Regions from separate parts of the Mus musculus genome. Here region 2 is linked to region 1. Evidence: chromatin contacts called from ENCODE Hi-C or POLR2A ChIA-PET data. All regions are on one chromosome and are shown on one strand. Each heading gives the region's core, a stretch centred on a gene start or an enhancer-like site at or near the end of the contact. The rest is flanking DNA. Distances are from core to core; before and after follow the strand shown.

Evidence for each region. Hi-C counts contacts between places; a loop is a spot of excess contacts on that map. ChIA-PET counts read pairs that join two places held with the same protein, here RNA polymerase II (POLR2A).
Region 2: a map of v-Abl transformed pro-B cells shows a loop between it and region 1 (16-fold over the local background). The contact joins the promoter of Slc22a4 here to the promoter of A430108G06Rik in region 1. A Hi-C loop is called at or near these places in 7 of 37 maps with a recorded cell type or tissue (CH12.LX, T-helper 1 cell, T-helper 17 cell and 3 more). POLR2A ChIA-PET finds 5 or more read pairs at or near these places in 1 of 5 experiments (Patski).

What each region holds. Positions count from the first base shown.
Region 1 is chr11:53,564,730-53,570,977 of GRCm38, forward strand. It overlaps A430108G06Rik (RIKEN cDNA A430108G06 gene), which reads right to left and starts at 2,584. Exons shown (of 2, transcript NR_168001.1): 1 at 2,108-2,584; 2 at 1-985. It overlaps Kif3a (kinesin family member 3A), which reads left to right and starts at 2,640. Exons shown (of 18, transcript NM_008443.4): 1 at 2,640-2,802; 2 at 5,807-6,080. The coding sequence starts at 2,797.
Region 2 is chr11:54,025,273-54,031,520 of GRCm38, forward strand. It overlaps Slc22a4 (solute carrier family 22 (organic cation transporter), member 4), which reads right to left and starts at 2,832. Exons shown (of 10, transcript NM_019687.4): 1 at 2,312-2,832. The coding sequence starts at 2,704.

The DNA.
Region 1 (6,248 bases), core at 1,334-3,833:
CATCAGTGGAAGGCATTTGAACATAAAGCAATATACTCGAAACGGATTCATTTCAGTCTTTCAGCAAACATTCAAATACTATCTCAGAGAAGTAACACAAAGAGGAAAAACCATCTTAAAGTGTCTAGCCTCAAGAGGCTCGTGGTGGCCTATATAGCTCTGTGTAGTATAGTATGATGTAATGTAACATACATTCAAATGCAGGATCTTACAAGGTAAAATAGGCATAACTAGGAACATGAATTCTGTAGCATAAATTTTTTGCAACCTACTTTTAAGAAGGGTTCAACCTCTCCTCTAGCCTACCACTCAGCAGAGGGAGTGGAAGAGACACGTTATTAGGATGGAGGGAAGTGGACCTGTTCAACGATAGTTCTTTGGAGGTGAGCTTGATCTTCTTGGTCAGCAGATCAGTCCCATAGCAAATACCAAATACAACTCAGCAGCTTCAGACCAGTCCTCTAGGCAGGCAGACACCAACCATGAACCAACAACTACATTCCAGTCCTCTTGGCAGGCAGACACCAATCACGAACCAGCAACTGTAGTTCAATCCTGGAGAAGTTGCCAGGCTTGTCAACCGGCCTGAGGAGAGGCCTTAGACGCAGCAAGCTACCATAGGAACCTTATGAGCAGTTTCTTTGTTGAGTTTCTCTCAGTATCAGAGTTGAGCTCAATGTAAGGCGAACCAATACATGAATGTTGTTAGAGAAGAATATTGAGGTGGAGCAAATCAAACCAGTGCTCTGTGCTCGTCTCCCACTGTCAGCGGGGTCATGTTTCTACTCCTTCATCACAGGTCCTTTCATGAGTTTGCTCTATCCAAACACCCTTTCACCTGTGTCTGCTTCAGGAAAACAGTCTTTCACGTGTTTGCTTTAGCAAGACATCCTTTCACCTTTGTGCCCCAGCAAAACATTGCTTGGCATAACTTTCCAAGGAAACCAGAACTTTCCACTTCAAGACTCATTTAGAATAGAGACATCTTAAAAAAAAAAAAACCAAAAACTTTAGTGGCCAGCAAGATTGCTCAGTGGGTAGATGTGCTTGCCACTAAGTCTGACTACCTCAGCTCCATCAGTGAGGTCACACAGGGAAAGAAGAAGAGGAGACCAACTCCTGAAAGGTGTTCTCTGACCTCCACACATATGAGCTGTGGCATATGCGTATTGGACCATACACTTACATAAATAAGTATAAAACTGTAATGAAAGGATAGGGGGTTGTCATTTATTAGCAACAGCTGTGCAATGGTGGTCTACATGACCATAAGAAATGGGTATTTTACCTTCTCCTACTCAGCATCTTTGAGAAGTAATACAAAACATGTTTCTAATAGTCAAGACTAACTGTGATGTATTGAAGAGGAAGTTTTGAAAGAAGACTTTTTTTTTCTTTTTTTTTGAGACAGGGCTTCTCTGTGTAACCATGGCTGTCCTGGAACTCACTCTGTCAACCAGGCTGCCCTTAAACTCAGAAATCCGCCTGCCTCTGCCTCCCAAGTGCTGGGATTAAAGGGGTGCGCCACCACTGCCCAGCAAAAGAAGACTTTTTTACAATTAAGTATATGTGTGTCTCTATGAGTGGATATATGCATGTGAGTACAGTTCCCACAGAGACCAAAAGAGGGCATGGGATTCCCCTAGAGCTGCAGTTGTGAATGCCTGACCTGAGTGCTGGGACCCTAACTCCAGCCCTTTGCAAGATCAGTATGCATTCTTAACTGCTGAGCCAGTTCTTCAGACCCAAGATGAACATTTTGAATGTTAACACAGAACACACTTTATAATTACTTGCAACTTAAACTCTCCTATAACTTCCGGGTGTGATGAAGATGCCTTTAATGCCAGCACTCGTGAGTCAAAAGATCTCTGTGAGCTCAAGGTCATCCTGGTCTATCCAGTGAGAAACCCCCCCCCCCAAGACAAACCAAAAACAAAACAAACTCTCCCATAACTGAGAAACCCTAAGCAGTTCTGTTGGGCAAATGGCTATTTAGACGGAGCTTCTCCTTTGAGTTAGGTCTCAAACTCCCAACAAATGGTTGAGGTGCCTTTTTCACATATTAAAGCAGACCTGGATGCTCCCAGCATCCCTCAGTCCCTACCTGTTACAGGGTTGGCTGGCATAGTCCACCCCGTGAACCTTCCGGCCCAGGTGCTGAGCTGCCCTTCTGGGGTCCTTCCCTATATAATCCATCCATTTTGACTCTGCTGGTCATTTTCACTTTTTTTCCCCCTTTACCTTCCTGGCCTGTTGGTCTCCTTGGTCTCCGCTCTCTCCTCATATGGCTGGATCAGGGTCCTGTTCATTCAAACTTTTGGTGCAGACAGATAGTAGAGATAAACAGAACCCAACCCCTGATATTCCTCATAAAATAAGGAGTCATCAGAATCTGGTACGCTATTGTCCACTGTTGTTTTCAATATTTGGGACACTGCCAGCGCCGGAAGCTCCTGGCAGTCTGAGCGGGTCAGATGTCCTGGTGGCCTCAACATGAACCAGCTTTACAGAGCAGAGCGATGGCAGCACCCCGCAGGCGTTGCCCCAGTCTAGCGTCCATGGAGATGGACGCGGAAAGGCCTTGCGCATGCGTACTTCAAGAGCCCAGGACACCCGAGATTGGGCGGGGCGAGCTCAGAGTGCGCCTGCGCACTGCCCTCTGTAGCTGTGTGAGCCGCAGTCTCTGGAGCGCTAAGGTGTTGCGGTCGCCTGTGGCCAGCCTCGCCCCCAAACCCGGTGTTGTTGGGCTGCATCCGGAGTGGGGACGTTGGCGGAGCACCGGACGCGGCCACCATGCCGGTGAGGATGGACAGTCGGCCACGGGGGCTTCGGCTCATCGTGTCGGCCCTGCTCGGGGGCGCGGCCGTTGCCATAGAAGCGCGCGGCGGGCGGGGCAGGGTGGCCAGGCCGGGAGGCCTTGGAGGAGAAGGGCGGTGGGGCGGCGGGGCTGGGGTCCGGACGCATCGGGGGCCGCTCGGGACCCGCCCAGTTGCCCCGGAACGCGTTGCATCTCGCCAGGCCTGCTCTGCCAGACAGAAAAGCACCGCGCGGACAGTGGAGGCTTGGTGGCTGCGCGTGGCCACCATGGTCTTGCGGATGCTCGGAACCCCAGAGTCTACGCTCTGGCCCCCTACTTCCCTGGGTATAAGCTGTCATTCCGAGCGGGCACCTTAGCTTATGGTGCAGAATGTAACCTGTAGGTGTCTTTGTGCGAGTATGCGGTGGCGATTTGGTTACCTCCTAGGATTTCACGGATTGTTATCGTGCCATAATAAGGGGGTGGTTGTAAGTCCCATTGGAGAAGACTTGAGCCATGGTAGATTATATATTGGTTATGGGGCCTTCGATGGTTATTTACAGCGTCTGGGCCCTTAGTTCCTACACATTTAAACTTTCCTTCTTGGGGTTTTTATCAAGGCAAAATAAATTAATGCACAGGACACTTGAAGGACAGGGCTTGACATTTAGCACAAAATGCTCAGTGTTTGTTTATATTTATTGCTTTATTGAATAATGAATATTCAACAAAGATTGCGCACTAGCCGTATATATGTTAACTATGCAGGCGGTAAGGTTGTGCTAGGTGTTTTTAATTCAATTTTTATTTTATGTGTATGAGTGTTTGCATGTATGTATGTATGTGCACCACGTGCCAGGGGAAGGAAGAAGAGTGCATGGAATTATTTGGAACTGAAGTTAAAAGCAGTAGTAAGCTGCCATGTGGGTGCTGGAAACTCAGCCCAGGTCCTCTGTAAGGTCCTCTGTAAGTGCTCTTAACCACTGGCCCATCTCTCCAGCCTCATTACCAAAGTTTTGACTTTGGAGAAGAGGTGAAAACCATATACATTTAACAGAGAAAAGACAGCCTTAATAAATGAAGTGAGTAATCTGCATATGGCAGAAATTGGATCTGGTGAATTGGAAAAGGTTTCCATAAAGGAATGCTGGCCTACAGATAACAGATCTACTTTTGTTTTCAAAAGACTTAAATTGCTATATTTGTGAAGTTTCTCAGTTTTAGCAGATGACTAAAATACTTAAAAATGCTTTGAGCCAGCTGGCCAACACTTTGAAAGGTTGAGGGAGGAGGATTTAGAGTTTAAGGCTGGTCGGGCAGTGGTGGCACCTTTAAACCCAGCACTTGGGAGGCAGAGGCTGACGGATCTCTGTGAGTTCAAGGCCAGCCTGGTCTATGGAGTAAGTTCCAGGAGAGCCAAGGCTACACATAGAAATCCTGTCTCAAGTTCAAAGCTATCCTTGGCTTCATAAAGAATTCTAGGCTGCCCCGTGCTTCATGGGACCCAGTATCAGAACAAAACAAAAATACTTTGAGGCAAATAAAAGGATTTTATGGGTTGAATTCAGACCCTTGATTCCTTGTTTGAATCTCAGATGAATATACCATGACAGACATCAGTCAAGGAGCAACCCAGAGTCAAAATGTATTCTTTAAAAGCTCTCTCTCAGAGTCTACTAAATAGAAAAAGCATTTGACCTAGTCAGAGAAGTGTTCCCATGGGAACTGCTGAGCTGAAAACTGAAGGATAAGTAGATGTCACCTAAGTGAAGAAGGGCATGAGGAATGTTCTAGACCGAAGGACTCGAGGAAAGTCCGCAGGGAAGAGGAGATCACGAAACTCTGAGAGGAGGAAGAGTATTTGGTAAAGCCTAGAGGCTTTTCTGTACCTCCTAAACATTTTTGGCTTGTCATCTGGGGAGATTTTTACATGGGGAATAATGTGATTTGATTTGTGTTTACACCATCGTGTAAGAGGGCAGACGGAAGGGTGGTTTAATTAGATTCAGGAGCGAATGTAGGTAGTCGACGAACGAAGGCCCAGGTGATGCTACCTAGCCTAGGGTGATGAAGGCCAAACTGGAGAGAAACATATTCATGGCAGTCCTAGGATCTTTGTCATGTAAAATTTTGACAATCAAAACTTCATATAAACGTTCATAAGACATTTTTCTCTGTATGTCATTGGCCTTCTCCGTCCTTAACTTGTCTTGGGTGGAGAGGAAAGCCGTATATGGAGGTATCACATGGTAAAAATCTTACAGATGCATTCTAGGAAATGAAATTAGATGTCATGGGAGAGCAAGAGACAAGGTCTCACTATATTATATAGGCTGGTCACAAACTCACAGAGATCCATCTGCCTCTGCCTCCAGGAGTTCAGGAGTTCTGGTATCAAAGGTATGTACCACAGCTTCACCTCATAGATTTTTTTTTTAAAAGATTTATTTATTTTATTTATATGAGTACACTGTAGCTATCTTCTGAGGGCATCGGATCCCATGACAGACGGTTGTGAGCCACCATGTGCTTGCTGGGAATTGAATTCAGGACCTCTGGAAGAACAGCCAGTGCTCTTAGCCACTGAGCCATCGCTCCAGTCCGACCTCAGATTCTTAATAAAGCTTGTCAACCACTTCACGCGTGTTTGTTTGTTTGTTTGTTTGTTTTTGTTTGTTTGTTTGTTTTTTCAGGCAGGAACTTCAGCTGTGTGGACTGTTGAGCTAATGCCTGTATACTAACTAGTTCATTTTCTCCACTTGAAGCATTTGCTTCAGATGTAAATTAGAGTTTTTCTCTTCCCTCTTTTGTACTGCAAAAGAAACAGTCTCCATTTGTATACCTATAAACCCTTTCTGTATATGTAGAGATCTTTAATTGCATTTATCGAAGGCTTGTAAAGTCTTAGCACATCCGGGATGCTGAGGTGGAAAAGTAGACTTTTCTAACTATATTTAGAGCAAAAGGAATGTTCTTCTCACTCTTTGTAAACACTGTCTCCACCAGATCAATAAGTCGGAGAAGCCGGAAAGCTGCGATAATGTGAAGGTGGTGGTTAGGTGCCGGCCTCTCAATGAGAGAGAGAAGTCAATGTGCTATAGACAGGCCGTCAGCGTGGATGAAATGAGGGGAACTATCACCGTCCATAAGACCGATTCCTCCAACGAACCTCCAAAGACATTTACTTTCGATACTGTTTTTGGACCAGAAAGTAAACAACTTGATGTGTATAACTTAACTGCAAGACCAATTATTGATTCTGTTCTGGAAGGCTACAATGGTGAGTGACTGTGCAGCTTGCTTTTATTGTTGCATAAGTAATGCCCGGTAAAATCGGTAGTTTACGTATCGCAGCTATGGCTTGATGAGCTATGGTAACATAGACGGTTGTGAGGCCTCACCCAGGTCCTGTTCTAGAACACTAATATCACCCTGCAGCGCTCCTTTC
Region 2 (6,248 bases), core at 1,582-4,081, 460 kb after region 1:
GCTGGAACCTTGTCTCTTTATAAATTGCTTGTGTCGGGCATTTGTTGCAGTAACTGAAATTGAGTGGCACCTTCCCACTGGTAATGCACGGGGCTTCCATCTTCTCCACATTCTCCTCAATACTTGTTTTGCTTCTGTTTTGCTTAGTTGCCACCCAGACTCTGAGTTACTACCCAGTCCCCCCAGGGAGCCACCCCACCCTACTCATCTCGCTTCTTGCTTCCTTCCCTTCTCTTTCCAGCTACCCATGCCCTTTGCCTTTTAATTCCCACTGACCCAAAAAAGCAAGCAAGGAAGAGAAAGGCTGCCAAGCAAAGCAAGTCATAGTGTGCACACATGAGCATTTGGGACAAGAGTCACATAGGCCCCTTGGTACAGCATGTTGGGGCACCTATGGACTCAGGAGCTGGTAGTCCCTCTGCCCTTTATATTCTCAGGCAAACAAATCATCCAGGAGGAGGAGGACCACAGCCAGGTTAGACTCGCTGTTTGTGAAGGTTGCAGCCAGTGGGTCCAACCTCCCAACTTAGATGCAGGGAAATTCCAGATCTGAAGGATGAACTCCCAGGCTTAGATGTCACCGGGCCAGCATAAGTTTTCTGAGTTCTTGCTAAAGGATCACACCTGGAGAGGCACAGCCAACCAGGACCCAAGATAGTCAGGGTGCTAGTGTGAGGGACCCAGAGGCTGTCACTCTCCATGAGCCCTGCCTCCTCCACAGCTGCCACCCTTGACTAGGTGTTCTTTTGTAATAGTGACTTCCATAGCTTTCTCCCAATCTTGCTTTCCATAGCAGCTAGAGCAAACTCTAAGAACAAGGGGTTTGGAGAGTTGATATTCATCTGTAGTTCTCTTTAGGAGGCAGAGGCAAGAGGATCCCTGTGAGTTCAAAGCCATTCTGCCTTGGTGATGCACTGAGTTACAGGCTAGACAAGACGATATCCTGTGGCCTTGTCTCAAAAGAAGAAAATAAAAACATACACCCTAGGTTTGCTATTTCCACAGTTCTCAAAATACAGTCAACATTTCAGAATACCCAGAAGCTGGCTGGTCCTAGAGGCAGTTCTGGTCTCTTACCCTTCCCTGAATGCCACCTACGGTATCAACAGGGCTCTTATTCCCAGAACCAGTCACATTCTTGGCTAGATAGGACTGTCTCTTAGCTCCAGATTTGCTTCACACTCCTTCCCGCAGTCTATCCAGATCTAGTTATTCCACAAAGAGAAAGGAGTTTATTTACCCAAAGTCACACATAAAACAAGCTATGATTTGAATTTTTGGCTCCTGAAGGCCAACAGCTAAGTAGGGCTGACATCAGCTCTCCTAACAACACAGCTGGCATGCCCACAGGCATCAGAGCTCTGCAGGTGGGACCCACACCCTAGCTGTCTACACCCTGGGGCCAGACACATTTTCTGTTGACTGCTCTGTAGTGCTGAGGGAAAGAGATAAGAAATTGAGGCTGTTGTTCCCAGAGATCTCATTGGGAGGAACCTAGTTGGTTTTTTGTTTAACCAGCCTAGGGAAAAAAAAAGACAGACCAGAAGCAGCAATGGTGGGAAGGCAGATTTTCTACCAGCTTGACCAACAGCAGGTAATCAGTTCTGGGTGATGCTCTTGCCAGAAACAGTGCTTGTCTTATCTGTTATGACCTGGTCCTCAGCAAATACGCAGCAGGAAACTAAGAGGGAGTAGTAGGTCCACATTCAGACTCTGGTGACTTGGGGAACCTATTCCCTGATCACTTAGAGGTAAGGCAGTGGGCTCAGCTGGAGCCTTGATCACCAGCTTACACTTCCCTCAGAAGTACGGGTCTTTCCTTGAGTGTCCAAAGGCCAGGTTCTAGTTTTGACTCCTTACATCCAACCAGTGTCAAGGAAGGGGCTGCTGCCTCTTTTTCGAGAAAGTGGGGGCCTCGACATAGAGGCCCTTCTGTCTCAAGACCCTTCCTTGTGTCCATCAACAGACCACTGTAGCCATTCTCTGTAGCAAGGAAATAGCTATGACTATAAATCAAGACAGTCTGGTTTGGCCTGCCCAGGGAAGCACCAGGGCTCTTGGGAAACTCTGTTGTGAAACTCAGAAAGGAAAAGGCAGTTGATGACAACACTCTCTTTTTTTCATCCCCTCCATGCCACACAGAAATTCATCAGCTCTGAGTGTGCGCTGAGAATACACTCACAACCCCACTCTGTGCCTGGAAGTTTTGAGACAGTAGGTGACACTGACCCAGGCACTGTCAGGGGCTGTTGGGGGCACGGATGCAACGGAGTCTCCATTCCCAATGTCCAGCTCCAGCACTACCACCTACCTCTGTCACGATGGTGGACAGGAAGATGTCCTTGTCGTACTCCCAGCCATCCAGGCAGCTCTCCTGCTCCAGCTGCTCCAGATCCACGTCCTGTCCTGGCTCCAGCCCCATCGCAGAGAAGTTGGCGATGGTGGCCAGTCGGTAGCGGCGGCAGCTCTGAGGCACCTGTCGTCCGTCCTTCGTCTCCAAGGGGATGCTGTGGTTGCGCCAGGAGCTGCTCAGGTTCACAGTGTCAGGAACCAGGCAACGGTGCTCGGGGGTCCCCGCCAGGAACACGACTGACATACCATTGAAGCCATTGGGGATGATGCTGGCGCTGAGCAGAAAGAAGATGAGGCGCTGGAAGGGCCCCCACTCGCCCAGGAAGGCGATCACCTCGTCGTAGTCCCGCATGTTTCCACCTCTCCTCCTCAGCTTGCGTGAGGGAGGTGGGTGGAGAGAAAGGATTCAGCGATTGCGGCGCGCTGAGGGGATCTTCCTAGGTGGCTGCGTGCAAACACGCCGTGGGTGCTGCAAAACTCCCAGGGGTTGGCGCGGAGCGCCGGGAAGCCGAGTCCTCTGGACCACACCCCCGTGCGGCTAGGCAGCGAAAGGCCACTGCACTCCACCGATCTGGGCGGAGCTCTCGGGCCGGCTCAGCCTCCTGCTCCGTTCCTTGCACCCAGCGGCCTTCCACGCAGGCCTCCCGCCCGGAATCGGCCGGACAACGCGCGTGCAGCTAGGAGCTCCGGCTTTCTCGGCCCCACGTGGGAGGGAGAGCGACAGGGAGGAGCGTCCCGAAAGCCAGGCCTAGCCCGGAGCAGGAGTTCGTTGCTCCACAATCCCAGCCTGGATTATGAGCAGGCGGACCGGTCAGTTAATCAAGTCTGCGCTCCCAAGAGACCTGTGTGGGGGACAGGAGCGCCACCTCTTCACACACACCAGCGTGGGAACTCACTTATGAACCTTAGCATGGCCGTAGTCCATCACGGGACGGCGGCGGCCCGAGAAGCGTCCTTGGAAAAGCAGGATCCTCACCTTGCAAAGAGGCGACTGTGGACCTGGAGCCAGAAAAGGATGTGCGAGGTCATGCTGAGTCAGAGGCGCGCCCTGGATTAGAAGGGCTGGATCACGGGCCCCTGAGTCGTTCTAGTGTCCTTTCGAAAGATTCCCTGTGGCCTTTATAGAGACACCAGAGGGAAGTCGGCCCACTGAGGGAGCATAGAGGAGTCACCACGCCTGGGCTCGGTGTTTGTCCTTTTGCACTCTCGGGGCACCCGGAGTCCTTTATTGCGGCACGGTGCCAAAGCCTTCTTGGACTGAAAGGCTATTTGCAGAAAGGCCCATTCTAGTCTAGGAACAGAGGGAGGAAGGGACAGAGAGAGGACAAACTGGTGAGATTTGGCCCTCAGAACTGGCAGGGTAACCAAAAGCGGGATTGCCTTTTTTCTCTCTCTGCTCAGTATTCACATCTAAGGTCCTGGGCACAGTGTACAAGCTAGCCCAAGCTAGAGCTGGGCTCCCCTAGCCTGGGATCCACAGGCCTGGAGAGACTGTAAGGCTGAGTAGCCCAACACTTTGCACAAACCGGGTTGTCTCATCAGACTCTGGCAAGGAACTGAAGGAGACTTCTGCTTTTTTCTTTGTTTTTGTTAGTTTCCCCCATGAGTCCTACTGTTAGGCTGACTTCCCACCAGTAACTTACATTTCTTTTCCTGTCATTTAAGCCGCATCTCCTAGTATGCCAGGACACTAGCTTTTTACTTTTGTTCGTTTGAGACAGGGTCTTCGGATGTAGCCCTGGCTGTCCTGGAACTTGCTATGTAGACCTGGCTGGTCTTGACTCACAGAGCTAGCTCTGCCTGTCTCTGCCTCCCAAGTGCTGGGATTAAAGCTGTGCACTTCTGTGCCTGGATCCGTGCTTATTAATCCAGTGAGAGTACTCGCAGGGTTTCTTTACTTCTGAAATGCTTGAGTGGTGGTGTGTTGTGGTCGGAATCTCACTTAGGTTCTGTTCTTCCACTTCAAATTACTAACAAACATAAACAGAGTCAAGAACTAGCTGTTTATTTTTTGAAGAATGATTCCCAAAGAACAAGACTGAAGGACTGAGGAGAGTGAGCAAAGAAGATGAAGCCACCACACAGAATGAAGATGAAGTCACCACAAGACACAGAATTGAGCTGGGCCTTGGCAGGCTGCAGGGTCAGTGCCCACGCCATGCACAGGAACCCTCTTGGAACCTGAGGTCCAATGAATGAGCAGTGCCATCTGCCTCAAAATGTTGGCACTGATGTCAAACATGTAGTATATACCTATAATCCCAGCAATGGGTAGGTCAAAGTAGGATGATTTTAAGTTCAAGACCAACCTGAGCTATGGTAAGACCATGTGTCAAAAAAAAAAAACAAAACAAAAAAAAAAAACCAAAAAAAACCAAAAACCAAAAACGTTACAAAAACAAACGAACAACAACAAAAAAATGTTTTTAGCATTTTTAATAACACTAAACGTATCATTACACTTGTTAAAGACTAATATTAACCAACTAAATTATTAAATAATATTTGACTAGCATTAAAATAGTAATGCTCTTAAAGCATTCTTAATGTGCACCCCCACGCCTGGCTTATGCAACACTTGGCTTTGTGAGTGCTGGGTAGGCATTCTAGCAACTGTGTAGATATAGATCTTGCTAAAATGTACAGGCAGGTCTTAAACGCCTCTGGGCCCAGGGATCCTCCCACTGCAGCCTCCCAAATAACTGGGACTACAGGCACACACCTCTATGGCCAGCTCAAACAGTTGTTTTTGATTACTGCATTTCTTGGTGTCCCTTTCTGTGTCTCACCAGCAGGAGCAACTGCCCCACCCTTTTTATATGCCTCAGTTTCATCTTACCCTCCTTGTTTTGGGAAAATGGAGCTTGGTCCCTCTGGGTAAAGTAGAATATCATAGCTCCACCTCCACTAAAAGCCACTCCCAGACACCTAGATGCTGTGAGAGCTAAACAAGAGTCCATCTGCTCAGCTGTTTGCCAGTCATTGACAAAGGTATGTAAATCAGCCCATTTTCCCTCTATACAAAACGAATCAAAGTGGCTATATCTCGGTATGCTAGGAGGTGTCCCTTCACCTGTAAGAAGTGTTGGTGTGACTTTTGGCTAGTATCAACACAGGAAGCTAACCCATCTGGGAGTCAGGGCTGAGTATTTTGTTCCCATCAGCTGCTTGCAGAGAACTACCTCACAAGACCACAGGTCTGTGCTGAGGGAGGAGTGCTGGTACATCTGAGCTGGTGTCTGACCTTCCCATGGCTGACATACATGCATATACCCTGCTGACCTGCTTAGACGTGAACCAGAACCTACCATGTTTGTTCTATGATGAATTACTGATCAGCCTGCTAATACAACTTAGAATCTAGTACTACCCAGCTCATTATGTGGCTAGCTGTACTACACAAACCTTTGATGGCCCTTTGCCTGATTGCCAGTTCTTATTGGTACATCAAGAGGGACTTGGATGGAGCAGGGCAGTGGTGGCGCATGCCTTTAATCCCAGCACTCCAGAGGCAGAGGCAGGGATCTTTTTTTTTTACCAGGATGGACTGACCCTTCTGACTCAGTGAGCCAGAAATAAATACTTTCCTCTTTAAGTCTATTATGTCAAGCATTCTGTAAGAGTGACGAGAAAGCTAAAACAAAACGCCATGACCTATTGTTGCCTTAAAGTTCCACCCCGTGTGACCACTCTGATGCAATTGAATTCCAGTATGATTTTTCTTTTGGAGAACAGGCATTCAACCATAGCCATTGTTAAGAAAGGATACTGAGAAGAATGGCTTTCATGTGGTTGTGAATTCTACCAAATATGGTTTTACTTATGAATACCCCCAACAACAAGCAACTCAGGGGAGGAAGGGGTTTATTTCAGCTTACAATGTCAGGTTGAAGTCT